Linked DNA regions of Mus musculus: all the other regions are linked to region 1. A link is a loop called in an ENCODE intact Hi-C map of the cell type or tissue named here. Cell type or tissue: left cerebral cortex. All regions are shown on one strand. Links, peaks and the distances in the headings refer to the core of each region. The heading gives the core; the rest is flanking DNA. Region 1 overlaps Gm29571 (predicted gene 29571). Region 2 overlaps L3mbtl3 (L3MBTL3 histone methyl-lysine binding protein). Region 3 holds the start of Gm25016 (a small nucleolar RNA gene).

What was found. Hi-C counts contacts between places; a loop is a spot of excess contacts. Peaks named below come from ENCODE experiments on the same cell type or tissue, not always from the same donor. Only the 100,000 strongest peaks of a DNase experiment are listed, where the experiment ranks them.
Region 2: it touches region 1 in a loop (5-fold over the local background); 25 of 42 quality-filtered maps call a loop at or near these places.
Region 3: it touches region 1 in a loop (3-fold over the local background); 9 of 42 quality-filtered maps call a loop at or near these places.

What each region holds. Positions count from the first base shown.
Region 1 is chr10:25,670,875-25,681,452 of GRCm38, reverse strand. Gm29571 (predicted gene 29571) reads right to left here. Exons shown (of 4, transcript NR_136909.1): 4 at 8,110-9,490. Among named protein-coding and RNA genes, the nearest start is that of Gm36543, 38 kb to the left of the region's middle. In left cerebral cortex, for the core only: no CTCF peak of the experiment used is centred there; DNase peaks (open chromatin) are centred at 3,378, 4,607 and 5,984.
Region 2 is chr10:26,336,626-26,347,203 of GRCm38, reverse strand. L3mbtl3 (L3MBTL3 histone methyl-lysine binding protein) reads left to right here. Exons shown (of 22, transcript NM_001359254.1): 3 at 2,481-2,592; 4 at 2,953-3,027; 5 at 4,537-4,696; 6 at 6,164-6,296; 7 at 7,901-7,985; 8 at 9,345-9,436. Among named protein-coding and RNA genes, the nearest start is that of L3mbtl3, 32 kb to the left of the region's middle. In left cerebral cortex, for the core only: no CTCF peak of the experiment used is centred there; no DNase peak of the experiment used is centred there.
Region 3 is chr10:25,262,811-25,273,388 of GRCm38, reverse strand. Akap7 (A kinase (PRKA) anchor protein 7) reads left to right here. Exons shown (of 8, transcript NM_001379238.1): 4 at 1,748-1,884; 5 at 5,921-6,081. Gm25016 (a small nucleolar RNA gene) reads left to right here and starts at 7,214; the gene lies at 7,214-7,344. In left cerebral cortex, for the core only: CTCF peaks have their summits at 3,679 (motif pointing left) and 4,709 (motif pointing left); DNase peaks (open chromatin) are centred at 1,481 and 4,702; H3K27ac peaks cover 180 bases.

The DNA of each region.
Region 1 (10,578 bases), core at 1,046-9,045:
TTGGCGCCACCAAGTGGCCACACTTAACGGCACAGTGACACTTCCCCAGGTTTTGTTTTAACTGAAAGGATCTAGGAAGCCTTTTTAATAGACCTTTTCATACCCCTGAAAATGAGGGGAAGCACTCTGGGTTGAGCAAAACAGCGAACATTACCAGTGACTCTGTAGAAAACTGGCAAGAAGAAAGCTCTCCGTGAGGAAAAGCAAGGATGCAATGTGTACTTTTTTTTTTCCTGTTGCTTTGCTATGCTTTGCTTTGCCTTTTTTCCCCGTCTTGTGAGTCTTTTGCCTGCTTGTCTTGATTTTTGTTTCTCAGTCACTTGTTTGTTGTTGGTTTGTTCTTGTTTCTTGTGTGGTTTGGAGACAAAGAGAGAACACATTTACATGAAGTTGCATGGATGGTGGAAATTACCTGGGAGTAGTTGGAGGCGGGGAAATATGATCAAAGTACACTATTTGGAACATTTTTTAATTAAAAAATTAGAAACTTAAGGAAAATAGAAATATCAGCGAGGCCTCTGGACAGGAAGTGATCAGGGCCCAGAGCTGCCCTTGCTTCAGTGTGTGCGAAGCCCTTCACTCATTTCTAAGTTTTAAGAAATGTCAGTCAGCATGGTGACATGCTGCTATATCTATAGATCAGTGATGCACTCGACCCACATCGGAGAAGCTTCTGGGAGTAGATGGGAAGCAACACAGAGATCCATAGTAGGACAACGTGCTGACAGGCATCTTCATCAAATCTCTCTGCTCAGGTTCAGGGAGCTCTGGTGGAGAGGAAGAGGAAAGCCAGAGGTGATGGGGAATACCGAGGAGACAATGTCTTCCAACCACCACAGGACTGGTGCACATACGGACTCACGGAGACTGTGAAGCATGCAGCCGGCCTGCACAAGTCCATGCCAGTATGGGTCCCAGGGCTATAGGGGAGAAGTTGACAGAGAAGTCCCACACATAACAGGAAGTCATCTCCAATAGATCCATTTTTCCGATGGAATTTCACTTGGCTTATGAACCACACTCCAGGACAGGCCCCGGAAATGGTTGGCCAACATAAAACAAATTCAATGTGTACTTTTTTTTTTTCCTGTTGCTTTGCTTTGCTTTGCTTTGCCTTTTTTCCCCGTCTTGTGAGTCTTTTGCCTGCTTGTCTTGATTTTTGTTTCTCAGTCACTTGTTTGTTGTTGGTTTGTTCTTGTTTCTTGTGTGGTTTGGAGACAAAGAGAGAACACATTTACATGAAGTTGCATGGATGGTGGAAATTACCTGGGAGTAGTTGGAGGCGGGGAAATATGATCAAAGTACACTATTTGGAACATTTTTTAATTAAAAAATTAGAAACTTAAGGAAAATAGAAATATCAGCGAGGCCTCTGGACAGGAAGTGATCAGGGTCCTTCGGAGACTGGTGGTGGGTTGAAATCCAGAGCGTGCTTTCTGTAAGCAACTCTGTGCCTTTACACCCATACAGTCAGAAAAGCAAAGAAGAGAAACCTTCACCCCGTTTTATGAGCACTGACTGGAGGGCTGGAGCAATCTATTCACCCATCTTCTACTTCCCACTGAAGCCTCTGAAAAGTCATCTATAAAACAATAATCTTCTTAAGGCTTTTGTGTGTGTGTGTGTGTAAATCTCTTTCTACGGTTTGGTTGGCAATATGGTACATTCTGGAGAGGCCACCTTTTCCCTGATCATTTTCCTCCTTCTTCTTCTTTACATCTTTATCCCGTCAACATCAAAAAGGGACTCGTGCTAGCTGCACCATGTACATGGTGCTCTTCTTTATAAAGTCTGAGGTGGAAATTTTGACATCCTGTATTTTAAAATTCTCCTCCTATTTTTTTTTTTTTACAAGAATCAGGACCCAGGTAGAAGTTCAAATTAAACACAGTGCCTAAAAATTATTTTTAAAATGTATCAGTATACCAAAACAATGAATGTAGGATTTTAATATAATCTACTCTCATGCCAACTTATATTACTATTCAAATTGTCATAGTTTCTTTGCTCAAAGGTATATAATGGTCAAGTCTGATCGTTCAGGTCCATAATTCCAGCTGCTCAGCAGACTTCAGAGAATCAGGCCTGCTTTAGCAGCTTGGTGAGGCTCTGTTGCAGAAACAAAAGTGAACAGAAGCCTGGACGTATGTAGAGCTCAGCGGTAAAGCTCTTCCCAAGCCCGTGGATCCAGGCCCTGGGTCCGGATCCGTGGTATTGCCCTCCCCCCTCCAAAAAAAGATAAATAATGATCCTTTCAACACCATATAAGGAAAGAATCAAAGTTAATGCTGGTTAACTTCCAAACACGTTCCCCATTTACTCGATGACCATTTTAATGCTCACCGTAACCGTCTTGGTGTGTCAATTTAACAGCTTTAACAGCCACCATTAATTCAGAACAGCTTAGTCTTTCAATAATAAAATGCTTCAGTCAACTGATAAGACTTTAAACATATGGCTGATATGCGCATTTTCACTGAAATTTGGGATGCTTCCTATGTCCCAGTGTAAATAATCAGATGCTGACCGTAAGTCCAGGTGAGACCCTTCCTTTATACTACCTGGGTTGGCATGTCATTAACGGCAATAAAAACCATGTGATAAGCAAGGCGTTGGGACTCACGCCACAGGTGACACAGGAGCCAGCATTCTGCTATGTCACTTCCTAGTACCATATATATATCCCAGGTTCTCCAGGCACCCAAGTAGCATTTACTAAACACCTCCCCCCCCCCAGAATGCTTCAAGCGTGACTTATAATTCTCACAATTTCTCCAAGTAGATCCTATGACCCTAGCATCGACGATGAGAACCACCACACCATCCTGATTACATTAACTGGGGATTACTGAGCACAAACTGGCATTAGAACTCCGCTTCTGCCTTCTAGTGTGGACTGAAGATCCTCCACAAGTCCTCCAGGCTTTTACCACCATACTGAGACTGCTAAGGCTTCTGGCCTTGTGGACTGGACAGCTTTTGGGTTCTTTGCATCTCTAGGGTGAAGGCAGCAATCAGTGATTTGTCTAGACCTTGATCATGTCAGCCAATCTATTGAATCTCGCTTTATCATTCTATCACTCTGTTCTACTATAGAACACTGATCTAATACAGATCCTAATATGTCTGAGCATCTCCACCTGTGCGCAAAGGGGATTCCCCGCTGATTTTTGGCATATAGTAGATACACCTGGAGAGTACCCTGGAGAGAGAGAGAGAGAGAGAGAGAGAGAGAGAGAGAGAGAGAGAGAGAACGCTGCACTTGTGTTATCATTATTCCTGCTCTTTACAGCAAATCTAAACTCCTGACAGTTGAAAAGGATAGGAGGCTGGGGGGAGGAGTGGTTGCCAGAAAGAGGAAGCCTCATCACCATGGAAACAGCTTGCTGGATTTCCACATTGGTCTTTGAGCACCAGGTGGTTCACAAATGGCCCAGAAGCAACTCAACTTCCATCAGGAAGAGAAAGCAGCATATGTTTTATCCACTGGCCCAGCACTCCTGAAAGATCCAGAGCTCTGGATGGTACTTAAAAATTGGGGGGGGGGGGAGGCTAATTTTTCCTTTAAATGATTAACCACAGCGTGTAGCAATGATGAAAGTCTTGGATGGCCCCTCCCCCTTCCAGAGCATAGCTTATTGCTAGACAAGCATGGTTCATCAGGGTTGTTATTTCTCCACAGTTTACCGCTTGCTTCAGCAAATGGGACAAAGACACTTCGCTGGAACTAAAGCACTCCAAGATTTCATGAAATAACTTATAAGGTTTATTATTTTTTTAATCTGGAATTTCTTGCTACTTTGACTATTATCATTATTATTATTACTGGTGTGTGACAAGTTTGCGGGAGTTGGTTCTTTCATTCCACCTTTACATTGGTTCTGGGGAGCAAAGTTAGCAAGCACCTGCAGCTACTGAGACATCTTGCTGGCCCTTTGCTGAAGTTGTAATAGTGATTGTTCCAGTTAAGATCTTTTAAATGGAAAATGTCTCCTTCTAAAATTAACTGCCCTTATTCTACTGTATGGCCAATTTCAGATGGAGTTCTTTGGGGTACAGCATGTACCCCTTTTGGTGAAAACATTTCAGTTAAAATTTAAATCAGGTATCAGGTGCCCCAACTACCTCTCAGTTTCTTCTCCTGTTGCTGTGATAAATAGCGTGACAAAAGCAACTTATGAGGGAATGAGTTTATTTTAGAGCACAGTTCAGAGTTTAGTCCATTATGGCAGTGGGAGTCAGGGCAGCAGGAGTTTGAAGTGGCTGTTTACACCCACACTGGAAAGAGCAATCAGCCTGTGCTTCACCCCGTTTTCTCCATTTGCACAGTCTAGAATCCAAGGCAAATGAAAGGTCCTGCCCACAGTTATGGTGGGTCTTCCCACGTCAATTAATGCAAACTAGATAATCCTGTGCAGGCAAGCTGAATCTTATTCTATCTATCACCTTCAAAGCACCACTCATTCCGCTTGCAAATACAGGCTGCTTCCATTTCAGGGCTGCTTCATACTGCGCATGTCACTGTGAAGCAGGCTGAAATGAAGGCGCGCAAGAGCCTGGGTTATCACATCTCTTTTGTGCTGATGTTTTCCCTGGAGAAGTCTTGTCAGTGTCTGCCTTTGTTGGGCAACTTTGGTTTGGAGTAGATGGTTTGGAGTTTATGAACTTGTGAAGAACATTACCATTCTCCCCGTCACCTGATGTGTATGTGGTTGTGTAAGCTGTCAGAAGCCAGCGTTGACTGCCTTCTTCCGTTGCTCTATGCATTACATTTTGAGATGGCGTCTCTTACTTAACCTGGCGTGCAGACATTTGGATAGGCTGTCTGGAGGAGAGCTGTAGGGAGCTTTCTTTGCCTCTCCAGAGCCAGGATGACATGTATCCTCCCATAGTCCTCTGCTGGGGAGGACCCCGGGAGCTACCAGTACCCACCACAGAGTGAATCTGGGATTCTGTATCACACCACGCAAGGAATTGCTGGTGCTTCTTCCAATGTGCCTGCTTCCTTACAAAACCATCTGACCAGGCGCAAGGCTCAGCCAAGTGCTTCTGATCGGCTCAACTAAATTCACGTGCTTAAACCTAGAGACGGAACAAAAACAGCTTCATCGTAGTTTCTGCTTCGACTGTAAGAGGCAGGTCCTGCCTTACACGCCCCCTTTGATGGAATAAGCCCCTGCTAGTTGTAGTTGCTCTGAACCCACAAATCAAGCTGTGTGTGTGTGTGTGTGTGTGTGTGTGTGTGTGTGTAGACTTGGACAAAAATCCAAGATCGAAGCTCAGCTCTGCTGTGCCCTTATTTATATTGTGGGGTATGCTAAGTGTCCGTGTGCCCAGGCAAGGGGGTCATGTAAACTGATGCAAATCTCTCTGACCTTGGGCAAGTTACATAAAGTCTTACACTCATGACACATGCATGAGTTAGTCATGTGTGAGCAGGACTGGCAAGTCCAGAAGACTGGGAGAGATTGTGGAGCTAAAGGATCTAGTACAGGCTCACTGGCTCAGTAGGTTATACACACATGTGCATATCCATACATGTGTACATATACCTATGAATACACATGTAAGTAACAAACATGAATTGGGAGTGATGGAGGGGGACTGGAATGATTGAGATGCAGTGAACATGTATGAGATGCCCCCAAATAAATGAATGTTTTACACCTCAGAGCCGTCAGAGGACAGTTCAGGAAAATGCCTATCTTGACACACAGGAGACAAACACTGGAAAGAAGTGAGCCACCTGGAGATGTGCCCTCTGGACGAGGAGGAGGTTAGCAAAAGTGAGAGGTGAGTTTGACAGCGTCTGGCACGCCAGGCAGAGAACACCCGTATTTGGGAGAGAATGAGCACACAGCCAAATGGAACCGATCGATCTCCTGACAGCTTTGTTTAGGTAAAGAAAGGGATCCAGCTGCAGAGAGAGGAAGCGGGAGCTGGTTAGTGCCTCTCATGTGTAACCTCTCACGTGTATCATATCTACTGCACACTGGGGCTTCTTCAACAGTCGACATGAGCTAAAGCACTAAATCTTAATGGCCTCATGAGGCAAGTACTATCAGTGTTCCCCGTCCAGATGAGATGTCTGGGGCTGGGTAAAGCTGGTGAACTGTGGGAGGAATTCACAGCAACGGGATTCATATCCAGAATGGGTGTTTCCAGCGTTGAGCCTTTATATTTGGCTTCACCGTTTTTCTATGTGGATAACACTGAGATGCCAACAATCACAATGAGCTTGCTGCAGAGGAGCAAACAAGGGGCTTCATAAATGTACTTGATACACACAGGATCGAGGAATGAGGAGAAGAAAAGGGATAGACATGAATTTCAGTTTCTAACATAAAGATTCAAGGAGAAGAAGCCATTGAATATAAATTTTGTTTTCTCTAGGATGGCTAAAAGGATGCATTGAAGATAATTCTGTTTTCTCTAGGATAGCTAAAAATATCGTGTCATTAATACAGAACAAGAGAAGGAAAACCCAGCTCTGGGAATAAGGTGATAAGTCCCACCTGGAAACAGAGCAGATAATGAATTTGAGGAGGCAGCAGAGCAGCCACATAGAACCCCACCCTCCACCCCTGCACAGGTGTTCTAATATTCAGATCCAGAACCCCAAAAGAACCAGAGGTTCTGTCCAAATGGCAGGGTTAATGCTTGGATGATGTGGACGCTTTGGAGGTGGCAAAGTGTTTGTCTTAGAGTGACAGTAAAAATAATGTTGTGTCCTCTTCTGACTTGTGTGATAAATAAAAAATAAGATAAAATTAAAAAAAAAAATCAGTAGTGGCAAGGTATGAGACTGGCCTAGGGAAGGCAGTGTGGGCTGGCTCTGAAGACTAGCAGGAAAGATGAGGGCAGAGAAATGCTCTGGCATTGCATCTAATGATCATGGAGAAACAAAGGAGCGTCTCTTCCCTGCTTTCGGGTGGAGGAGACAGATGTGGAAGGAGTTATTTACAAAGGACTCGGCCGGGAGGTCATCAAGCCAGATGTAAGCCCAGGTCTGCCATGAGGAAGCCCACACTCTAAATATCACAGATTGCAAAAGGGTCCTTCCATACGCTTCTCTAAATTTCCTAAAAGACATCAAATACTCTGCCTGATTCTACAGTGCCCCCTGGCATGCACACCACTTTAATGCAAGAGTCAATAGGAACTGCTTGAATAGCTCCAGCTCCAGGGATACTTAATAAAACTGTTCTTTCCAAACACTGCACAGTTGAAGAAAATATAGAATCCTATGCTGGAACATCCCCAGTCCTCTGAAAATCCACAGGGGAGTTTCTTCCTAATTATTCATGGTTTGTGGTTCTAGTTCATGATTTTACACACACACACACACACACACACACACACACAAGAATGTAGAAATGCCATGACAGAAGCTCTGGATCAAGAAAACCAAGAGGCCCAGGAATCACTATGTCGGTACTTCAGTGTTTAGGACAAAGGCTACAATAATGTTCTGAGATAGCAAAGATAAACTGAATTGGTCTGCTTTTAAATATGAATGAAGTGACACTAAGTTCAATGAGAACCAGCATGGGAAGTGGGTGCAGACCAATGATCTTCTTCTTAATTATTGTATTTCTCCGCCGTCTGCCTTGACTTTCGATGTGAACAGACTTTCTGTTTAAATGTCACATAAAGAATGCTTTGTGATTACATGAATTTTCTTAGCACGTCTGTCAACTCTTTTCTCCCTCTAATTTCTTTAATATACTCTTCCTTTCTCTTTTCTTTGTGTGTGATGATGATATGTGTGTAACATGTGTATTACCAGGTATGTGCATTCCACCACACATCCATGGGGGTCACAGGACATCCTTGGGTGTTGGTCCTCAACTTCCTCCCTGTATGAGATAGAGTCTTTGTTCTATGTTATCGCACAGACCAGGCTGGCCCCCAAGCTTCTGAGGACCCCCCCCCAACTCTACCGCCCATCTCACTTTAAGAACCCTGGAATTACAGACCCATGCTCTACACTGAGCTCTACGTAGATGCTGGAGAGTTGAATTCAGATCTTCACACTTGCCTGACAAGTCCTTACCCACCAGGCCATCTTCTCAGCCCATTCTTTTCTTCTTTTTTTTTTTTTTTTCTGTTCTTTTTTATAGTGGAATCACATGGACTCACTGTATATCTCAAATAATTAAATTTCATCATTTGAATCCCATTGTTGACAAAGCTAAAGATGGAATTGAAAAAAGAAAAAAAAATCTAGACATTAAGATTGAAGAACTAAATGTCAAGCAATAAATCAGGAAAAATACCATGTCTGTAGACATTCATATTAACAATGCTATGAAGGCTGATTCTTATAATAGCAAATAAAACCTGGGACCAGAAAACCTTTTAAGCAAGAAACTTTGGCCTTTTGATACCCCCTGAGTTTCCAATTTCTATGAAAATTTGGGCCACTTTCAGACTGTAGACAAACAGTCTGCTAAATGACAAGAAGTACCTGTCTAGGCACTTCGGGAACCTCTTGGCCCTCTGTGAGAAAGACCTCATGGGAAGCAACACCTTTCATATCTGCACCAAGAGATAGAACTCTAGTGTATCAGAGACATGGCTACTAGCCACACCATGAAAGGCCACTTATTGTGATATGGAGGAATATTAACACATTTATTGTCAGTACAGATGAAGGTTTATTAAATTAAGTGGTTAATAGAAAACTAGAGAAGGAGCAATGGGCCAAGAAGAAACATCAAGCAACAACTATGATTCTAGGAGCAAGAAATAGGTGTCTACCAAAAATTAATGGGCCCATACGCAGCTTTCAAACCCATGTCAGTTCTGTAATATATACTCAAGTGCCTTCCTATGGAAAAGAGGATGCAATCTAGTGAAATGCAAAGACCTTGATTTTTTAAGGTTGTAAAAAAAAAAAAAAGGATTGCCTCAATTTTGAATCTAGCATTCATCAGTATTTCTATGCTTTGCTCAAGACAACTCAATATCCCCTCATTGAGATGACCTCATCTTGCATCCCTAGGCACACTCCCCCTCTAAGTTAGTGTTATATAATCTACCATTAACTCTCACTGCACTATAGGCACTTATCAGCCTGTCTCTACTCCTAGACTGTGAGATCCACCACGAAGTCACTTATACCCTCATTTCCCAATATATCTCACAGGAGACACCTTTACAGACCTTCCCCAACCCCTGGGAACACCACCCACTCTTCTCTCATATAGTAAGTGAAGTGGGGCTTTCTTTACTCCAAGATTTTTGTGCTCTGTACATCACAGACTATACCTTTATTTAGAAATAGGGATTTTATAGGTAAAGGGAAGATAAAATTTAAGACTATCAAACTAGGTTAGGCCAAGCACTAATGTTAATGACAGTGTTCAAATAAGAGACCCCCCCAAAGGAACAAAGACACATATAAGGAGAGAGACCTTGTGGAGACACAGGAAAAAGCTTGGAGTCATACTGCCACTCACTTAAGAAGACCAGGAGCCACCAAAATCTGAAAGAGAATAAAGATTCCCTTTAGGGCCTTTGCAAAGAACTTTTTTTTTTTTTTTGACCTTCTATCCTCCAAAACTATAGAAATACATTTCTGCTGTTTTAAGACACAGTTTCATGGTAAAGGGGAACAAACATACTTCCTTTCTCTGGAGACAAGATTCCTGTCTATCCATAGGGTTCCAGGCTATGGAAACCACCAGGCTCTCTGCTCCCCAATGCCCATGCAGCAGCCTCCAGATGTTGGGTACAGATCTAAGCCAGATTGGATATAGTCTTCTTTGGAAAGCACCAATAAAGAGAGGTTATTTTCCCATCTACTCTTCAACTTCATGCAGGCTTAAACCTCATTCAATTCTTTGCTCATAAGACATCTCAGAGATACATTTCTTCAGTTTAATGTTTTTGTTAGCATGTATTATTAGTATTGCATAATAATGGGTTTCATTGTGACATAATGTGTTTCGATCATACACACCCACACAAACACACACACACACACACACACACACACACGCACATACACACGCTCACACACACATATCTACTATTCTCTTTTGTCTTCCCTTCCTCCACTGACTCTTTCCAGCTAACCTGCTAACCTTCCTTTAACTTCAGGTCCTTTCAGTGGGTGGAGGAAGGACCTAATGAGTTTCACTGCGGTTGTTTACAGGAATCTTCTGGGTGGGATAGAACCCAGAAGCTCCTCCTCCTTCTATGTCAATAGACTGACCAATGTTGTAGAAATTTTAAATCCCAAACTGGGGTTTCTACCCTGCCTTTGACCATTTAGTTCCCAGATAAAAGACATGTACAACCGTTATATTTACAATAAATCTTAGTCGACACTAAAGCTGGGCAGATATCTAGCCTCTTTGCTATTAAAATCTGTGTCCTATTGATAACCCCCAGTTATTACTTACCATGTTTCATCTGGAGTTGGTCTTAACTCCAATTGGCCAGTCCTCAGGGCCACGTTTTTGTGAATCCTAACCTTTTTCTTTCTCCTTTTTCTTCTCTTCCTCATGGTTTTCTCTCCACCTCCCAAGCTCAGGAACCCTAAAACCTGCCTGTGTCTCTTCTGCCCAG
Region 2 (10,578 bases), core at 1,342-9,341, 670 kb before region 1:
CATACGTAGAAAAAGCTGCCATGCCAACCTTATCTTTGTCTCACTTAATTAATTGCTTTTGTAAAAGTTTATAATTTGGCCGGGCAGTGGTGCTGCACGCCTTTAATCCCAGCACTTGGGAGGCAGAGGCAGACGGATTTCTGAGTTCGAGGCCAGCCTGGTCCACAGAGTGAGTTTCAGGACAGCCAGGGCTACACAGAGAAACCCTGTCTCAAAAAAAAAAAAAAAGTTTATCATTTGATATACTCAGTTGGAGAGTGGAGCACTTGAGAAATTTTATATCACTCCAAAGCCTTCATAAAAACTTAGAGAACCTGCGAGTTTAACTGGGGAAACAGAAGGAAATGCATTGGTCTTTCTGGAATCCTGTCATTGGTCATCTAGTTTCATTAGCACATCCAAAATCTAGGAAGAGAACGCCACCAGAAACTTCAATCTATCTGCCTTTTTACGTAGAGTGAGCTGAGCACACTTTGAGGGTTTCATACCCGAGCTGAAGAATCACAGGGAGGGCAGATGTTGTCTAAGTTTTGGGGTTTTAGGGTACCTTTGAGGTATGGTGAAGCCTACGGATCCTAGCCCTGCAAGTGTGCATATAGCTTCCTCTTACACCTGTTTCAGGCATCAGCCCTTGGTGTCCATCCTTGGTCTCTGGCTCGGGGCTGTGTCCCCAAGTGACACCGCATGTCTGCTTTGTACTTAGGCTGTCCGTTATGGCAGTAATGTTAGCAGAGGAGAAGATGGCTAAGGTTAAGTGTGTTCGTAGAGATATTATTACCTTTTAGCTTCAAGAGTATTTACCCTTCCAAGTGTCGGACCTGCACTTTCCAACAAGAGATTCGGTCTGGTGTCCTTTTTGGGGTGTTTATAATGCAGGGTGGTTTGCAACTTAGCAACCATTAGGATCCCTTCTGTCTACTCTAAATGTCTGGTGCAATTTCTCACATCTTGCACTTGTCAAGTAAGAATATGTTAGTGTGAATTACAAGTAACAAAAGAATTACCCTTCTTAGTGAATCATTGAAAAACTGAACTCAGAAGTGATTTTTGTATCACTTTCTTTAATATCATTAAATAATGATTGTAGTGGCTTGTTTTATCTACTCTTGCCCAGTAGATGGTACTGTCAGCCTTACTTTGAAGAGTTGCTAGTTGAGTAATTCTTTTTTTGTGTGTGAACTTTAAGTTTTCTTTTTTCAAAAAAGTTATTTTTAGTTCTTGTCCATGAAATGGACTTTCACTATTTTCTGAACTGGCATGGACACTACTTATGCGATGCACATTGCCTGTGAATTTATTTTCAGAATACATAAAAGGGAGTAGACACTCCCATATTCCTAAACTATTTCAATTCATTCCATCTAGAAAGTATTTAATGATTTTATACAATGAGTGTGGAATATATATATATATATATATATATATCCTGCTAACAGCCATGAATCCTGATTGCTATTCTGTTTTATGGAAAGTATAAAGAGTGAAGAAAAACATTTAGATCCATGAATTTTTGAGTCAGAGAGAACAGAGTCCCTGCCATGGTACAACAGCAGTAATTTAAGCCTTCTTGAATAGAAACCGGTTGGTGCAGAAACCTGCTTTCTGTGCAGCTGGCATGGGGTGACCGGAAGCTTGTAGGGTCAGGAAGGAGAACTCCAGGACTTGGGAGTGACCTTTCTCTTCCGTGACCTGCTGGCATGCTGGCATGTGGTAGACTTGTTCAGTTCTTATGGTTATTTATTCATTTTCTCCTTGCTGCTTGGGAAACCTGGAGCTAAAATTGGTGGAGAATTTTTGAGAGTAGTGAAAGAAAATGGAAGTGTGGTGCTGGGGAGGGTATAGCTTATGCATTTTCATCTTGGATATAAGGAGAAAGGTGAAGGGCCATTATGTCCTTCTCTTTGAACTATGCCTGCTCTAGTGAGATGAATCAATTCCTAGGGGATAGAGGGGAGAATTCCCCTTTTGTAACTTTGCTAAGTAAATAATAGTAGGGGGCTGGAGAGATGGCTCAGCAGGTAAAAGCACTGACTGCTCTTCTGAAGGTCCTGAGTTCAATTCCCAGCAACCACATGGTGGCTCACAACCATCTGTAACAAGATCTGACGCCCTCTTCTGGTGTGTCTGAAGACAGCTACAGTGTACTTACATATAATATTTAAATCCTAAAAGAACCCTAGTATTAAATAAATAAAAATCTTAATAAAAATGTGTCAGAAGTACCAGTTAGAAGTGTTGGGCCACTTTCTATATGCATGGCTGTAGGGGCACCTACTGTTGCCTTCTAATCCCTCTCAGCCCCAAATTTATTTAAAAAAGGGGGGGGCTTACTGTTATTAAAAAACTCATCCAAAATAGAATTGTTCCACTCCTGGCAGGTGCTTAGTGTGCTAAAAGCCTGTGTGTCTGCAGTGAAATAAATAACACCCCAGGAGTTTCCTTATAAATTTCCGTGTTTTTCTCTTCCATGTTCTTGCCAGTTTCGAGTAAATGAGTTTGGAGCTTTGGAAGTTATCACAGACGAAAGCGAGATGGAAAGTGTTAAGAAAGCTACAGCCACTACCACATGGATGGTCCCAACTGCTCAAGACGGTAAGGCCACCCAACCGCTGCTTAGATCTTCGCATTGAGTGCTTTGAAACCAGACTTTTATAGGAGGCCAGACTTTGAAAGCCCTGGGTTACTTCTGTGTTTCATGTTCCTATATAATTTTTTTTTTTTGTAATGAAACAGACAGGAGCCAGACTTTCTATTTTAAAATAATTATAAACTGCCTCATTTCTAGTGCCAGATCTGTAATAGCACAAAGTTAGTTGCAAATTTTCAAGTAAACCCAAGTTGATAATGGCCTTCCTAGTTGATTCAGCCAAAAAGCCTGGCACTTTGTTATTTTTTTCTACTCCGATAGTTTTAAGTTACACATATATGCTGATGATTCCGATCTATCTCCAGCCCCGACTTCTCCCCCGAGCTCCAGGCCCGTATTTCCACCTGCCTACTGGACATCTCCACCTGGATGTCCCACAGGTACCTCAAACTCCACAAGTCTGAAATGCAATTTATTTTCCTTTTCTTTCTCCCTTTTCCTAAACCTGCTCTTTTCCTCAGTAACCCGTATTTCAGCCGATGGTAGCGCCATCTACACGGTGCATAATCAAGAAATCGAGGAGTCATCCCGAATTTGTTTCACCCATCGGTTTTCTAATGCTCTCGGTTTTTATTCCCTAAATGTGTCTCAGATCTGGCTGTCACTACAGCAACTCCCTGACTTTAGGCCTCTAACCCTCACTTAATCTATCATAGAAGGCTCTTAAATAATCATCGCTTCTAACTCACCCCTCCCCGATTTATCCTGCACCCTGACGTCAGCGGGGCTTATGTAGACTGCTCACTTGCTTCCTTGTTCATTTCTCCTTGCCTTTGCTGACCTAGCAAAGACTTCAAAGACCTGGAGGCTTGCTCCCACCTGCTTGCTTCTCTGTGCAACTTCTCTGCTTGCAACTCTGTCACCTTCTCTGTGTCTTGTGCTTATGGCTCAAGCAGTATGGACCTACATGTCACTGTCCCAGATCATCCTGTGGTTTCTGCTTCCCTGCCTTTGTTCATGCCGGATTTGGTTTGTTTGTTTGTTTGTTTCTGATTTAGAGGCCATTTCTTTCTTTGTCTTTTTTTTTTTTTTTTTTTTTTTTTTTGCCTTAAAAACCCTGATGAGGGGCTGTGTCAGAAACTTTTTCTCGACCTTACCCCTGGCTGAGTGAACCACTTCTTCCTCTGCAGTTCAAAAACTTCCTTGCACTTCTATGACTGCATGCATCCACACGATTATAAGCACCAGGTTTCTTGTGTGGCTTCTCTTCTAGCCTGTGAGCTGTCTTGGACAAGGTCCACACTGACATAATCAGTGTCCAGTATAAATTGGTGACTAACAAATGTTTGCTGAATGATTCGGGCAGAAGGGAATATGAGGTCCTAAATAATTCGGATAATTATGATCCAGGAGATTAATTACATTAAAATTGTATGTGTTAATTTAGACAACTAAGTAAAAACCGCTCTCATCAAAATGTTGTACACATGAAACAACACGCGTGAGCTTTTTAGCTTTATCCAAGATTGACGTGTAGATTGGAACTTGTAGACCAATAGTATTAAATCTAGTAACTAATTCCAGTTATTTTTATTCTATTTTGAACTCTATGGAGAAAGCCAAGTTCTCATGCTTATCCTCTTTGGAGATGTGTTACTGTTGAGATAGGTCTTACTATGTAGACAAGCAAATCTCACACTCAAAGAAATCTGCCTGCCTCTGCTTTCCCACAGGCCCTTTTTCAAGATTTTTTTTTTTTTTTTAGTAGAACTGATTCAACTGATTACTGCCAAGCTTAGCCCCTCCCCCCAACTTTATCGTTCAATCACTGATTCATTCAACAAACATTATTCTTTATTGTGCTGCTAACAAAATTAGTAGAAGAGAAAGTTTAAATATACATGCCTTCTAGCTTGGTTGTAATATTTCGTCTTCTTTTCATCTTCTAGTCTTTTCAGAGAAGACTGGGGTACCCTTCAGGCTGAAGGAGCAATCAAAAGCAGACGGGCTTCAGTTTTGTGAGAACTGTTGTCAGTATGGCAACGGAGATGAATGTCTTTCGGGAGGAAAGTATTGCAGCCAGAATTGTGCTCGGCATGCCAAAGACAAGTAGGTCCCTTTCCCTTCCATCTCTAAAGTGGATCAGAGACTTCCAGATCACAGGATCTGGGGAGACTGTGTACCATAGGACATCTGTTTCCCCCCTCAAACTTGTCTCTTAGACTTTCTCTCCAGTAACAGATGGGCCTTGACCCCTGCATTAGATGTAGTGCCTTCTCTCACACTTGGTCCATCACAGTAGTAATGTTCTGTCTCTGTGGTCGACCACTGTTGCCATTAATTTCATTGTTTCAAATAAAGAGTGCTCAGGTATTTCTGACCTATGGACACAGTTAGATGGTACTGATACTCATAACACACTTGTTTATATTTTTTGGAATCCTGAGGTAACTCTGTTGAAACACCACACAGAGAATAGAGGTACCACTGGTAAGATGGGCAGTCAACTCCTTGGAACTAGAGATAATATAGTAGGTCCTCATAGGATGGCTTCAGTGTGCACACAGTGTGCCACCAACCCATCCGAGGACTATTTAACAAAATGCAACCTAGGAACAAAAAGATGTGTTCCTTGCATATAATAGTATAGGACAAAATAAATGACTTGACATTTATTTTTAAATCTAGTTTAATTTTTTTTTAATGTAGTTATAGCTGGGCGGTGGTGGCTTTAATCCCAGCACTTGGGAGGCAGAGGCAGGCGAATTTCTGAGTTCGAGGCCAGCCTGGTCTACAGAGTGAGTTCCAGGTCAGCCAGGACTACACAGAGAAACCCTGTCTCAAAAAAAAAAAAAAAAAAAAAAAAAAAACAAAACAAACAAACAAAAATGTAGTTATATAGATATTTTGCCTACATGTATATCTATGTACCACATGCATGCCTCAGATGTCAAAAGGGGTCTTCAGTTTCCCTAGAACTGTATTTATAGACAATTATGAGCCACCAGGTGGTGTTTGGAATAGAACCTGGGTCCTTTGAAAGAGCAGCCATTGTTCTTAGCCATGGAGCCATCTTTCTAGTCCCTTGGCTTTTATGTTTCAGTGGAGATTCTCACATATCCTAATCAATGTAGAAATTGCTGATTGTTTTGTATTGGCAAACTGATTACAAATTTACCATTGGTCTTTTCTACTAGATTTGCCAATCTTAAAATTGCTAGGACTTTGGTTTCTATTTGCCCTGGAAACATATATCTGTAAATAATTGATTCTTTTATTATCATGGCAGACAAGCCATTATAAACTCATTAGGATCCATAGTATATATATTGCTAGTTCCCTTTTGAAATTAATATATAAAACAATTTCCAGTTTCTATGTATGCAGACAGATCTATGAACTATGATTTAATGTTCTCTATATGTATGATATGCTAATGCCTATGGACCACTCTTGGTAATTAAACATTTCCTTTGGAGAGCATTTTTTAAAAATAATTTTTGCATCGATAGTCCACATGTAGATGTTTGATGGGTGTTGTTTCCTGTCACTGTTTTGGGGTTATAAACACAACAGAGATCAAAAGGATGAACGGGATGGAGGCGAAGACAACGATGAGGAAGATCCTAAGTGTAGTCGAAAGAAAAAGCCAAAATTGTCTCTGAAGGCGGACTCCAAGGACGATGGAGAAGAGAGAGATGATGAAATGGTTAGTAGCCCTTATGTGTCCATTCAGAGGCATGCGCAGTCATCTTGGGCTGCCGCTGGCCACCAGATCTGTTCTGGAGTCAGTTGTTCGAGTTAGTGAATGCTAGTTAAGGGATCATTTCTGTCCCGAGATTCAATGGGTTGGCAATACGGAGGAGTAAGACATGTAGCTGGAATTAGGTCCTTCTTCCTGAAGACCTTGTGCTCTGGCTAAGGAGGCATGATATGCAAAAGAACCGATATCAGTTTCTCCTCAGTGCTATGTTGGCATTTAACATAGAGCATTAGGATTGGCTAACTAGCTTACGTTGGCTATTACGGGAGGGCTCCAAGCAAGACAGGAACGTTGAGATGTGAACCGTGAGGAGGAGCCAGCTATGTGCATTGAGCACTTTGCAAGACACAACCCAAAGTGAGTACAGCTGTAGCTCATTAGGTAGGAGGGACGGACATCAAAGTCACAGGTGCACAGAGGATTAGGGCAAAGCGGAATGAGGAAGCTGAGGCCAGTGTGACTGGATCAGGTCAACTTTATGGCTTCCTGAGTATAGTGGGAAAACACTGTGAAGTTAAAGGCAAGGGGATGCTGTGTTGGATTTGTTTTGGCATGACCAGTTTGCTTTGACCCAGATAAGTAGGGGTATAGTCAGGAAAAGCAGTTAGATAATCTTGCAGTGTCATAGCCCTTACGTGGTAGAGGGTCATGTGAGGTTAGATTAGGTGGTTTTTGTTAGAGTTAGGTAGGGTTCTGAGGATATAAGAAGAGAAGAATCAGGGATTCTAAGAACTGCAGATTTCTGGATTGAACAAATGCCTGGAATGTGAACTCAAGGGTGATGGAAAAAAAAGCTCTGCAGAGGCCTTTCAGGGGGTGCAGAGTTTGTTGCACTTGGTACCTCCACATCTCAAACGTGTTAGGCAGACAGACAGAAACATGAAGTCAGGAAAAGGAAGCTAGCGATAGAGGATGAGGTTATTTAGGATACAGATGATCTCGAGGGATGGGGGGATGGTTGTCAGTAAAGCATTTGCCGTGTGAATATAAGGACCTAAGTTTTGATTTCCAGGACCTGTACAAAAAGGTAGGGACCGTAGCTCCTAGTGGCTGTGGAGGCAGAAGGATTCCTGGAGCTCACTGACCTGAAGTGCTAGCCACTGGGAGATCCTGACTCACAGGAAGACTGGCAAGAGCTCGAGGAATGGCACCCAGGGCCTTCCTCTGAGCTCAGTAGCACTTCAAGTTGTTCCTACCCCTCCTCGCACCTCCAGGCTAGAGTGGAATAGAGGTTGAATGGGTGCAGGCATCAGCAGTGAGCCTGGGTAAGAGACCAGTAGGTCTGAGGAGAGCAGGCAGAGTCATGGAGCTAAGACCAGGATGTTTTAAGGAGGAGGGAGCTCTTCCAAAGAGCAACTGGAAATGCTCTCTTCCAGTGACTCAGTTCAAAACCAACATGCTCTCAAGCGGACCATAGTGTTTTCTTTAAGAGCTAGGAAGTGAAACGGAAACACAGATCCACAGCAAAAAGCTTTTTGACAGACCTCAAAATTTTCCTGGAGACCAACCTCATGATCCTGTAAATGTAAAACTTTTCTTTCTCGCTCTAGGAGAACAAACAAGATGGAAGGATCCTGAGGGGTTCTCAGAGAGCCAGAAGGAAAAGACGCGGGGATTCTGCCGTCTTAAAGCAAGGTGAGCTGATGATGGAAATGTTGTGCTGACTCAGTGGCCCTGAAATGTGTCACAGGAACGTCCAGTCTTTTATCGTACTCCACAGTCACAGAGAATTCTTTGAGTTTCTCCTTGGTGTGGTTTTTCTCCATAAAAACGAAGGCTTGACGTAACCGTTTAGGAAAGTTCACTAATTTTCAAGTTGTTACCATGTATGTATGGAATACCTCCTTTTATTTACAAGTATATCCATCAAGGGGGTAGTTCCTGCTTCTGCCCCTTTACCCATTTCCCAAGATGTTACATGTTCAATTGTGCTCTCTCAAGCACATGCTTCCAGAGTGGCCCTGTCTCTTCCTGCTTCCCTTAAAGCCAGAGCTTATAAACCCAGTCGATCTCAGGTCCTCTTCCTTGCTGGTTGGTTGGATAAACCCTCCTCCTTCTTGGGATTGGCTCTCAGGTCATTTCCACATAAGCTCCTCTCTGCTTTACTTCACATGGCCGGATGCTTGTGCCCTGCCGGGTCTTTGCTCGAGGTCAGTAGAGATCTGTGCAGCCCAGCTACCAACCTTCAGGCCTTCACTCTTCCCTGGAGGGGCTGTGAACCCAGTGACCCTGCATCCAGGCGCTTTAAGATACCTTTCTGTCTGGTTGGTCCTTTTGGGTGACTAAGGGAAGTATATGAAATCTCTAGTCACGTAGCGTGGTGTTGCCTCGCCCTTCAGATTCTGTCTCCTGTCCTCCGAAAGCCCTCAGTGTGAGATTCCAAAGCGGTGGCTCGTGTACGCCTTGCTTTCAGTCAGTATTTCTTTTTCGTAACCGTTCACGTTCCCTTCTGTTAATGTGCTCCAAACGGGCTTGACACATCCCTGGGGACTCACAAGCGCTTCCGGTGCTGCTACGAGCGATCCTGTCACATGCCCGACCCCCCTTCCCCGTTCGAGCACCTTCTGATCCAGAGCCATTTAATCCAGAGGCTTCTGATCTTTATCACATATGCATTGTTTTGTACCTAATGAATCTGCCTGTCACCACATCAATGTTTATTTCATCTCCAAGATGAGCAGATATTGGATAACCACTCAGTGGTTTCCTATCCCCAGCTGTCCATGGCGTGAGAACAAGCAACACATGACCATGTCGGTTCTAGACAATGTTACTTTCTGTAGCTTCTCTTCATGTATGCCAAGCGCGTTCCCTCGTGCGTCATCAGACTTCCCAGTTATTGTTCCTCTGGAACAGGGACCAGAAAAGGAGGGACATGTCAGCCACGGAAAGGAAGAGCCAGAAACCCCACTGGCTGCAGAAGACAGATGTCCTGGGGCATTTCATTGATTTCGTAGCTTTGGAAAGCCTCTTATTTGGTGTATTGTCTTTCAGGCTTGCCTCCTAAAGGCAAGAAGACCTGGTGTTGGGCTTCCTACCTGGAGGAGGAGAAAGCAGTGGCTGTGCCTACGAAGCTGTTCAAAGAGGTAAGAGGCCTTCCGCAGTGCTATGTGTAAAGGCAAAGCATCAGACACTCTACGTCCATGCTGTCATCCCATTATCTGCGCAGGAAGTGTGACTTGGGTGTATTTTTGTTATGAGTATGCATGTGGAAGATTCCTCACAAGGCAGCCGTTATTAGCTCTATTATTATTAGTGTGTACAGCACTGTGCACGCCCATGCATACGTGCTCACAATTTCCCCTCAGCATTTACTGGGATTCCCTCATTCTGCATTATAGGAATACTGCTACTGAGAAACTAGTAGATACCCTTTATGTCTAATTATGAGGGATCAAGAATGAGTTATTGAGTTATACATCCTATTAAGATGCTTTACCTCATATTCCTGATGAGAATATCCTATCATTTAAAATCAGTTTAAAGTGTGGATAGTGGGTATACCTCTGCATAGGATCTCTTGTCTCCAGATTAAGATAGGATTTCCTTTTTAAAGGGCATCTGGAGTGTGTCGCCACAATAGAACTTTTTCCATAATGTGCATAAAGGTAGCCATAGGTAATAGGTAAGTTATCAGGAGTAGCTGTCCTCCAGTAGGATCATATTTACAAAGCTCTGGTGAGTAAGATTCAGCACACAGACTGTACTTCTGTCCATGTAAGTCACTTCTTTGAGTTCGTTCTAGTTATGAATAAACAAAATAAAGGTGTAGTGGACATTAGAGGAATTGCATCATTATTGAGAATCTTAATTCAAACATAATCGTAATTACAGCTTGTTCTGGATAATTGTTTTCTGTACCTTACATAGTAGACTTTCACTCTACCCCACTCCCCACCTCTGAGACAGAGTTTGTCTGTGTGGCCCTGGCTGTCCTGGAACTCGCTCTGTAGACCAGGCTGGCCTCGAACTCAGAGATCCACCTGTCCCTAACTTATATTTCTAAAAGCAATTTATTTTCAATAATAAGTTTGGGTGCCCACGAGTGGTTGCCTGCAGAGGCAGAAGAGAACTGGGAACTGGGAACGGAAACTGGACCCTCCCTGAGGGAAGAAAGCACATGTTCTTGCGTACTGAGCTACCTCTCCATCCCACCTTTGCACATGTTTAAAAATTAGTATCATCATATGATTCAAATTGTCAGTATTAAAAGGCAATAACGTGTCAC
Region 3 (10,578 bases), core at 1,126-9,125, 410 kb after region 1:
GAAATTGGTTGTACTTATGAAGTTGCCTTTTATGGTTTACCTTGTTGGAACACCCTAGTCATGTAATCACTCTGGTAGTTAGATACTTACGCTTGGCTGAGGTCAATTTATATTTCTGCCTAACAAAACCAGCAATGACTAGAAACAACTCCAGTCAAATTTTGCTTATTTCTTTTCCATTTGAGCAAAGTTGAGGCTAAAATCTCCCTGGACAATGTTTAAAAAATTCTTTATATGCACTGGTGTTTTGCTTGCATGTGTGTCTGTGTGAAGGTGTCAGCTTCCCTGGAACTGCAGTTGCAGGCAGTTGTGAACTGCTACGAGGGTGCTGACAACCAAACCTGGGTCCTCTGGGAGAACAACTGCTGAGACCCCCTCTCCAGCCCCCTCCTCGGACAATTTTAAGGCTAGATTTGTTTTCACTGTACCAGGCTCCATGGACACAGGAGTGGGATATAGGAGGTAGGTAATGGCCTTACTGAGCGAGATGGGCTTTATTCCGGCGTAGAAGTACAGTTGAACTTTGTAACAAGGGACAGTGCTAAGGTCATTGCTGGCAGAACCACGGCTGAAGGAAGGCCACAGGGACAGTAGTCAGGGTACCAGGGATGGGAGGTTTTCACCAAAGTGACCAAAGTGACTTCTCAAGCTTCTTCTCAGATCGGGTTCTACAGGGACAAAAAGGGGTCTAAAGCATGGGACTTGGAGGCTGATTCAAGGAGAAAGCCTAGGACGGCGTCTTCCGACTTGCTCAGTGCAATCCACAGATGGATAATGCGGGCATTGTTCAGGGTCACACAGCCACTCCAGAATCAGAACAGCCTGCTAGGCTCGTGACCCCCTCTCTCCTTATCCCTGCCTGTTCTGTTTTGTTTCACTGGATGCTGCTCCTATTGCGAGCACAGCCTTTCCTTTTCTCTCAGTAATTCTGTTGTCCTGAGGCTTTTATGAATTCTCTGCGGCCTTTCTTGGGGCTTGCTGTTTTATTTCATAGTACACTGCCATTTACAAGTTGGCTAGAATCTATGACTCTAACAGGAAATGGAGGAGGGAGATACATTGTCCCTCTTCCCGATCCAGAAGATCTCAGTACTTCCCAGGTACTGAGAGGGAAGTCAGAGAGCAGCCCGAGCTGAGGGGCTTTCCCCTGAATGCATAAGGTCAGACTTGGAAGCCTTCAGCTCTGTCTCCGTGGTTATGCCCCACCTCTCACAAGTTAGGAAAACATGGCAACAATCATTCTTATTGGAATTCCTCCTATCCCAGAAAACCTTAAAGGCAGCAAGGAAGAGATCCAACGCATTCACTGTGGGACAAATAAATATTACTTCTAACAGAAATGGAATGTTGTCTGCTGATTTGACCTTTCTGTGGAAGAATAAAGCTTTTCTCTTAGGAATGTTCATAATTAGTGAGTCAGATCCATATTACAAGGACACATTTCTAAAAGAATGTGTGGCCACAGGGAGTTTTCCCACTCAGTCAGTGACTCACTCTGCAAAGAAAGAGCCTTGTGCTCCATGCTTGCAAGATGCACACACATTTCTGCCTGTCTATGTTTATATATCATACCAAGAATCCAGTTAACTCTCTAGCAAGTGAGGGATCAACTAAACAAATAATTGCGTGTTTATTTAGTTGTGGAATCTCATCTTCACTTTAATTTTGGTAGTTTGATGCTTATTTTTCTTACTGATTTAAATTTTTCCTTAAGTCTTTTTTTTTTTTTTTTTGTATGTGTGATTAGATTACAACCGGAATTAAAGTCTTGCAAAATTCGATACTACAGCAGGATAAGCGACTGACCAAAGCCATGGTGGGCGACGGCTCCTTTCATATTACCTTGCTAGTGATGCAGTTATTAAACGAAGATGAAGTAAATATGTGAGTACCGTCTTCCCTGCATATTACTTTCCCTATTATTACTCCACTGTGAGCAAGCATTGTGAGCCCAACGAGGCATGGGAATTTAATGAACTAGTCTTCTTCCTGACCATGGTGACTGCAAGTCAATGCAGACAGGGCTTTTCATTTTTTGTTCTATATAATGTGGACCGGATGTGTCAAGTGTGGCCCTGGACTTCTGACCTCTGGCCTCAGCTGACTGAGGTTAAGACAGGTTCCACTACATGCTGGTTCAGTACTCGTAATCAAGATGCTCTGTTCACTCTGTTATCAGTGGCATCGTTCGGTTACACAGGTTTAGTGCCTACGTTAATTATCTAGAACACTCCGGCATCTGATGCTAGAGTCTAAGCAGAGTCTCTAGGTGGAGATTCAGGAACTCTGACAGAGCCACCCTTTCTTAGCAGCCTGACATATGCCTGCTATCCCAGTAAACAGTGTCAGTACAAGCAAGAGCCTAGCATGTGCCCCAGCAGGCTCTTACTCGTGGCTGTCCGTCATCAGAGCTGTTACTTTCCTGGGGTGGGGTGGGCATTTCTGGTTCAGCTTGCCCCACTCACTCTCAGGGCCATGCTATTCCATTCCACGCCTCCACTCCACAGTCCATAAAGGTTGACTGTAAGTCACTGATTGTAGAATTCCTTGCTGTCTCCTGTGGCTTTTGATGTATTAAGTTCAAGCTTGAATTCTTTGGAAAACCAAAGCAAGGATGAACAAAGGATTATTCCTGTTTCTGACCCATATGGCTCCTGAGGGAATGAAGAAAAGGCTTGAGTTGGGGAGAGGGTGAGGGAAACATAGAAGAGAGGAAAAGAAAATACATTAGTAATTCACGGTTGGCCACATTATGATGAATGTAGTTAAGGTCTTGACGCAGTCGACCCTTGTGTGACAGCCAGCAGTCTTCTGATCTTTATGACCTTCAAGGGCAGAGAGAAGCAGAGATATTTCTTGCTTTATTTCAGCTTATCAATATACCAATCATAAGAAGAAACAAATGCTTTGATGCTTCTCAAGGAAGACAAACCAAAGGTGTGCCCCGGAGTGAGAGTAGTTGGGCAGAATCTCACCCTGTGTGATGGATTGGTCCATAGCAACAGTTGTCCTACTTTATCAATTGTCAGGGTTCTCTAAGGACAGAACAGGTCGGGTATGAGCACACAAATTCCCGTTCTCTATCCATCCAAGTAGAAATAGCTGCCTATGTAGAGATTCATTCACAGAACTGGCTCACATGGTTGTGAGTGTTGGTAAGTCTGAAATCTATTGGGAAGACTGGAAGGCTGGGGAGCCAGAAGAGTTTGTGCTATGGGCTCAATCCAAAGGCAGTCTGGGAATAGAATTCCTTTGGCCCCAAGTCTTTTCTCCAAGGGTTTCAGCTGATTTCATGAAACCTGCCCACATCTGGAGGAGCAGAGCTGTCAACTTCTAAGAGATGGTGTGATGCAAGGTGTGTCTTCTGTCTGGGCGTCTAACTAGAAAATGGATGGCATTTTCTGGAGAGACAGTTTTTAATGTGAATGATTTTTTAAGTACCCCTAGTCTAACTTTGTTTTTTCATCTCATATTGTATAGTATGTTAGCTATTTGGATTAGTTCCTAGTCCATATTCATTTTAATTCTTCAAAGTTTAGGATCTTGGACTGGTGAGATGGCTCAGTGGTTAAGAGCACTGACTGCTCTTCCAAAGTTCCTGAGTTCAATTCTCAGCACCTACATGGTGGCTCACAACAATCTATAATGGGATCTGATGCCCTCTTCTGGTGTGTTTGAAAATAGCGACAGTGTACTTATATGCATTAAATATATAAATCTTAAAAAAAAAGAATAGGGTTTAGTCAATAGATTGGATGTTGAATATATCCAACAGACATTTTTAAAATCATGAACTGGTTTTGGTAGCTATTATATGAGGTCCTTTTGAGTCTTCACAGTGTAGAAGGAAGAAGTAGAAATATTTTAGGATAAAGCAGCTGTTAATTGATAAGATAGTTGTCCTAGCTTAATTTGAATATCAGCTGTCCTGAACTCAGTTTCAGAGTTCTGTTTTGTTATGCATATACTCTTTTTTTAAAAATTAAAAACCTTTACTTAAGTTAAAGAATAAACTTAAGTATATAGAAGTCTTTCACAAAGCACTCTTGAGAACCCATGTTTAGAAGGATCTAATAGCAGTGCTTCCTAAGGCACCCACTGGATCAATAGCGCCTCATTAGGTAAATGCTTTGCTTTATTCAGCCAGATAACTGAATGCCAGCACTGTGTAGGCCGCCTGTTTCCTTTACCAGGACTCTGCAGATTCATTGCTTCTGGGAGGTCTTAGTCTCTCTCTCATGGTTTGCCTTAGCTTGTGGTTTATAGTTCCATGGGACTGGATGTCTTGTGTTAATTCCTTCAGTCTACTGTATGTGTGTGAGTGCTCTGTGATCCCGTGCTTTGCCTCACAGAATTCAGCGAAGGGAAGGGCAGCGTTGGACTAGGAGTGTGTCTGTGTCCCATGGCTGCGAATGCAGTTAGGCACACCTGACTTCAGAGGTAGCCGTGGAGGCGCAGGGAGAAACGCTGGCATGTAAAAGCAGTTCTCCAGCATTACGTTATCTCTGCGGTGTGGCTGAAGTGCATGCATGGGTTCCTTCAGAGCTTGGGTGTGAAGATTTAGAAATATGAAAACACTACAGAAATCTGTATTTCGTGTATTTGACTGCCTTGATCCAGAGGCAGGTTTGTTAGACAGTTTGAAAAGCCTCTCCAAACCGCCTGCGTTCATTTCTTTTTTAAGCAATTGCTGCCCTCTAGTGAGAGTTTAATTTTTTCTCATGCTAAGCTACACCCACCAGAATTCTTTTTGAGCCGGAAGTGGAAGTGATTGACCCTAAGTTTAAGACTGTGCACAGTTTGCTCGTATCTGATTCGAAGTATAAAGAGCAATGAAGATTTGAAACACAAAGTGGCCATAAGTGAACACGGGCTAAACAGCTCTAACAAACTGTTAGCTCTGGTTGGCAGATATAGATAAACTTATACTTTATTTGAACCCAGTTTTAAGAAATCATATCACAAAGAGTGTTGTATTTTGAGAGAAAATGCCTATTTCAGTTTTAGTGGAATGCATTGCAAACAGTGAGTCCTGTTTTTCTTCTGTTTTGTTTTGAATCTAGGACTTGGGCTGGGGACATGGTTTGGTTGGTAAAGTGCTTGTCTGCTCTGTCAGACACAGCCTGGGTTTGAAACTGGGCATGGTGCGTGCCTGTCACCCTAACATCTGGGAAGTGGTAGCAGGGTGGCCACACGTTCAGAACCATCCTTCTGTACATGAGAACCTGCCTGAAACCCCACCCCTGGAAACAAAAAACAAACAGAAGGTTAGAACATTCCTCACAACCTAGCAAAGTTCTTGTGTGTGGTAGGTTGGTTTGGGATATATCATTAGTAAAAAATTAGTAAAAATGTAGTTTTAATTCTCTCTCTACCCTGGAGGGATAGATTGGATCTAGGACTGGAGACTGAATCTAGGTAGGCCCTCGCACACAGCCAGCAGGTGCTCCACAGCAGAGCTGTGCACACAGCACTTTCAGTTATTCCGGTAGTGTTTTCTTGGTTAGCAGTTTATTATTTGTTTATTTTGAGTTAAGGTCTTGTTGTAGTCTACTACTGTGGTCCAGCTTGGCCTCAAACTCAAATTTGCTGTCCTCCTGCCTCAGCCTCCAGAGTTCCATGTTTACAGGTGTGTACTACCACATCTGACTTAGAAGTTTCTTGATGAATAATGAAATACGATCTGCTTTTATGTCTTTAATAGTAATTATAACTAGGAAAAGACTTAAGTCACTTCTATAGTTGTCTAAAGATTAATATTGGTTTTTAAACATAGGTTAGATTTAAATGATATTTTGAACTTTGAAATAATTACTATAATATACAATTTATTTTCAAAAAATTGGATTTCTTTATTCCATATTTATTTTATTTTTCTATTTTGCTTTTTATGCCATGCTGAAACGTCATCTCTCACTAGCGGTACCGATGCACTTTTGGAATTGAAGCCATTCGTTGAGGAGATCCTTGAAGGGAAACACTTGGCTTTGCCCTTCCAAGGGATTGGCACTTTCCAAGGTCAGGTTGGCTTTGTGAAGCTGGCAGATGGAGACCATGTTAGCGCACTCCTGGAGATAGCAGGTAAGACGGACAGTGTTGCACTCAGGAAACCCCATGTGTGTTTTTGCCAGTGGCTGTCATGGAGATCTGGTGTCTTCTAATTTGGAGAATCAGTATAACCTCACTGCACATGAACCGCTTTGGTGTTTGTTGTGTGAGCAGTGGCTAAAAGCCTGGGAGGTCCTCTTGAGGAGACTCTTGATTCTGGAGCTTTCTAGGGAAATACTAGACTGGATTCAAGTATGAACTGTAAGTCCTTTGCTTATGAGATTTTACATATGATCAGCCCTTGGTAAGCATCGAGAGAATGAGAGACAATCACCATTGCTACTCAGAGGCCTGTGGGAACTGTCACCTCTATTACAGAGAGCCAATCAATGAAGATTAGTCACGTTTTCATTTGTACAGCCCCCTCCTTCCCTTTGGCTAGTTTTTTGCTGAGGAGAATGTCTACTTAGGAGAGTCTGAGGCCCCACATTCATTATAGGCCACTTATAACAAACACACTCAATTGCGACAAAGTGGGGGTTGGATGGGTGGGTGAGCTTTGGGTTTGACTGGGAGATAGTAGGTTAGTGTTAGGCTGCACACTGCACTCAGTGCTGTGTGGCGCTGTCTTGTGCCATCGCGAATGCTCACTCCTCTTTGGTCTGAAACACTGTCAGTGTTTGGTATATGTGTGGTTTGCTTTTCTCTTTTGACTTTTCTCCTCTACTTATCTCTTTTTCTCTCCTCCCTTTTCTTCCTTCTTCCTCTTTACCCCTCTACCTCCCTTATTCCCTCTCCTTTTAACTACTTAAAAAATAATGTAGGAACTGAATGTCTAGTACTAAAATGAAAGCTAAGGTTTCCACAGATTGTTGTTATCCCTACAATCTCTTTCTGGGTCTGTCTCCATTTAATTTGGCCGCCATCCTGAAGCTGGGTCCTTGTATTCTCTTAAAATATATGCATATTTATTTTAGTTGGTTTTAACATGATAAAGAGAAGATCATATTGTCTGTGACCCTTTAGGACATGCTTTTATTCTTCACAGTATATTACCTCTGTGTGTTAATAGTTGCTTACTTAAAAGCACACTTTAGTGGAAGGCTGGGTGGAGTGGCAGTTGGTTTTCATGGTTGGTGTTTCTTCTATGCTTTAAAGAATTTGACCTGCCCTGCAGGTGCCAGGTGTGGCTGCCGAGTCCTGTGTGTGTGTAAGTGGGTGGCAGAGGAGAGAAATCCTATGTCTAGGCTCAGTGTTCTAACCTATGAACATCTAAGTGAACAGTAGTCTAACACTCCCTGAGAAAAGGGAGCCTGAGACTACCACCAGCCTGGCACTGTGCAGGCCCGGGAGGGAAGACGATGACCGAGATGACCCCTGCCTGGTGCCGTACTGCATGAGCACAGCACAGCACTCCCGAGACCACTCCTGAGATGACCCCAGACACTCAGAGACCCCAAGTGCCACTAAGAGGAGCAAGTCAGTGGCAGAGAAATAGAAGAGAAAGAGAAGCAGAAGGATGTGGGCACAATGAAGAGAGGCAGAACCAGAGACTCAAGTGCAGTGAGGAACAGCCTGATGTTAGTAGCTGGTGATGCCATCTGGGACCATGGTGGGGTCCTGGCCTGTGCTGGCACTGGGGGTCATGTCTGAGTCTGTGGCCCTGAAGCAGCAGGGGTCTGTTAGCACCAAGGGCCAGGTGGATGTCCCTGGTCTGGGCTGCTGCCTGGGGACATGCTGATGACTGAGGGCTGTGCAGAACTGGTCCCACCTCTCACTGGGTATAGTGGGAGACCTGGCCTTGGGGACAGGAGAGCAGGTGAGCTGATGCCACCTCTATCCAGCTGCAGTACTCAGGAAAGTGGGGCCCCCACACTTTGTGGGAGTTGTAGGTGAGCTGGCCCTGAGGATAAGATCTAGGAAGAGCTGGCCCTACCACTTGTTTCTCATGCAGAGGTATGGACAAGGGAGCGATATCCTCCTTCCCCCTTGCCCCAGTACACTGGCAGCAGGTAGGAGACATGGACCTGGGGTCATAAGAGCAGAAGATCTGCTCCTGCCCCTCCCCTACTGCAGCACTTGGGAGAGCAGGTCCTGTACCTCACCTGGGCAGCACGGTAGAGCTCACACATTTGGGACACATGGCAACACACTACAGTGTCCACAGAAAGCTTTTGTTTTTCTGTGTTAGGGGGTAGTGTTCAAGGGCAAAGGGCAAGGTGAGTGAGATTGGGGTACATGATGTGAAATTCACAAAGAACCAATAAAACATTTAAAAAGAGAATGTGAGATTAGTGTTTTGTGAGTGGCAATGTTGTCATAGGATTCTCACTACTCAGACTACCCGTGACTATAGAAGGCACAGCAGTGGTGCCAACAATACTGTCCTGGGAGGAGCTGAAGTTTGTCTAGTTGCTATCCATTCAGGTATAGTAAGCAAAGTGCTGTTTAACTTTCAGTAAAAGATTTTTCTATTGTTTATGTGAAAAAATATTTTACATATGAGCATTTTATCTAGTGAATGTAAAATTTGCTATTGATGTTACAGTCAAATTTGTCTTTTTTTTTTTTTTTTTTTTTTTTGAGACAGGGTTTCTCTGTGTAGCCCTGGCTGTCCTGGAACTTACTTTGTAGACCAGGCTGGCCTCGAACTCAGAAATCTGCCTGCCTCTGCCTCCCAAGTGCTGGGATTAAAGGCGTGCACCACCACACCCGGCTCAAATTTGTCTTAACTAAGATTTTGATAAATTTATTTTCCCTAAATTCATTTCTCCTAAACTCATTTCTTTTATATAATTCCAGGGTGAAGGGATTGTACTTTAGCGGGACCATTCATCACTTTGCTTAAGCAGTTGCTTGGGATAAACAAACACTGAAATGCACTTCTTGGTCGTCTGAGGAATAGTCTTTCACAGAACACATAGATGAGCAGATGTCATGGAAGGCAATGGTGTCTATACCTTGAGGTGGAGCCATGCACTAAGGAATCGTAGGAGAAGCTTATGTATGGAGGACTGTAGGCTTAGATTTTTCAAAACCTACTTTTTCATAAATGCTTCAACCTCCCTTCTAGCCCACGAACCAAAGGTAGGGGAAAAAGAAGGTTAATAAGAAAAGGGAGTTGTGGACCTGTTTATAAATATTTCCTTGGGGCCTCAATATCAACAGGCCAGTCCAGTAGCAAACACCAAACATGAACCAGAAGCCAGAAGCAATAGCAGTATACAACAGAAAGAGCAAGGCTCCACTGAATTGGCACCAGTCGGTGGAAGCGGCCAAAATTAGCGGCAGGAGTGCCACGAGAAGCCCTTTGGTGTTTCTCTCTACAAAGTGAAAACCAGGACAGACAAGGGAAGAGCAGTGAGGCACTGCACAGCGTAGAAATGCAAGAACGTCCTGAATGAAGACCACCAAAGTTGTACATGGCATAGCAGTCAAGGGCATCCTCTTACTGTCTGTGGGGTTCTATTTATGTTCTTTCTAAACACCATGGTCCCTCTCAGGTGTACGTTTTCAGCAAAACATCACATGCCCTCTCACAAGATAGTTTCCAGAAAATATCTCATGACATAACTGAGTTTTTAAAGAAACCAGAAATTTGTACTTCAGAGGACATTTTCACAGGAGATGGAGCACTGAGCTGAGCAGTGAGGGTATTTGCAGCATATTCTATTTGTCCTCTGTGTCAGTGTGGAAGTGCACGTGCAGCACACTTGTGTGGAGGTCAATTAATAGTTGTGTGGGCAACTCTTATCTTAGTTTTCTCCTCCTGCTTTTACATGGCTGTTGGGAATCAAATTTAAGCTGCTGGGCTTTCACGGCAAGCGCCTCTCCTGACGACGCCACCTGGCCTGTAGTATAGTTTTGTTGGAGTTTAAATTACACACCTAGGAGTATCAGTAAGAGGAAATTAATTTACTAAGTGAACAACAACAACAACAACAAAACCCCAGAAAAACAAAAAAACAAAAAACAGTGCAGAATGATTTTAGACTAATGGTAAAAGCTTTAAGTAGTGGGCAAGGGAAACAGAGGGGGGAATTTTGTGAGCTGTGTATGATGGGATGGGACATCGCTGCAAGCGTGTTTAGGATGATATTCCAGAACTCCTACTTTCTTATTTTCTCAGTACGATTCTAAGCGTGGAGTGGAGCGAGGAAGCTGAGTTAATGCATGCTTGACCTTTACAGGCAGTTGAATTAAAGGGACCAGCAGCGTGGAGATTGATTGACACAGAGTGCTAAGTGCGTCTGGTGGCATGTTATCTGATTTCTACTATAGAATGAAGTAGGATGGAGAGAGGTTAATATTGGGAGACTGGGACAAGAGGGCTGAAGGTTAGTATTAGTAGAAACCTACAAATGAGAAAGCTGTAAGGGTTAGTAATGGCCAGAGAACAGTAGGTTGAATTTTGGGAGTTTAGGGGTGTTATTCTTGACAGAGATTATTAGAATATTCTTCCATTACTCACAAAGCAGAACAAATGATAGAAGTTCAAAGAAGAAGAAAGACCGTTAAAGCCCGGTGTAG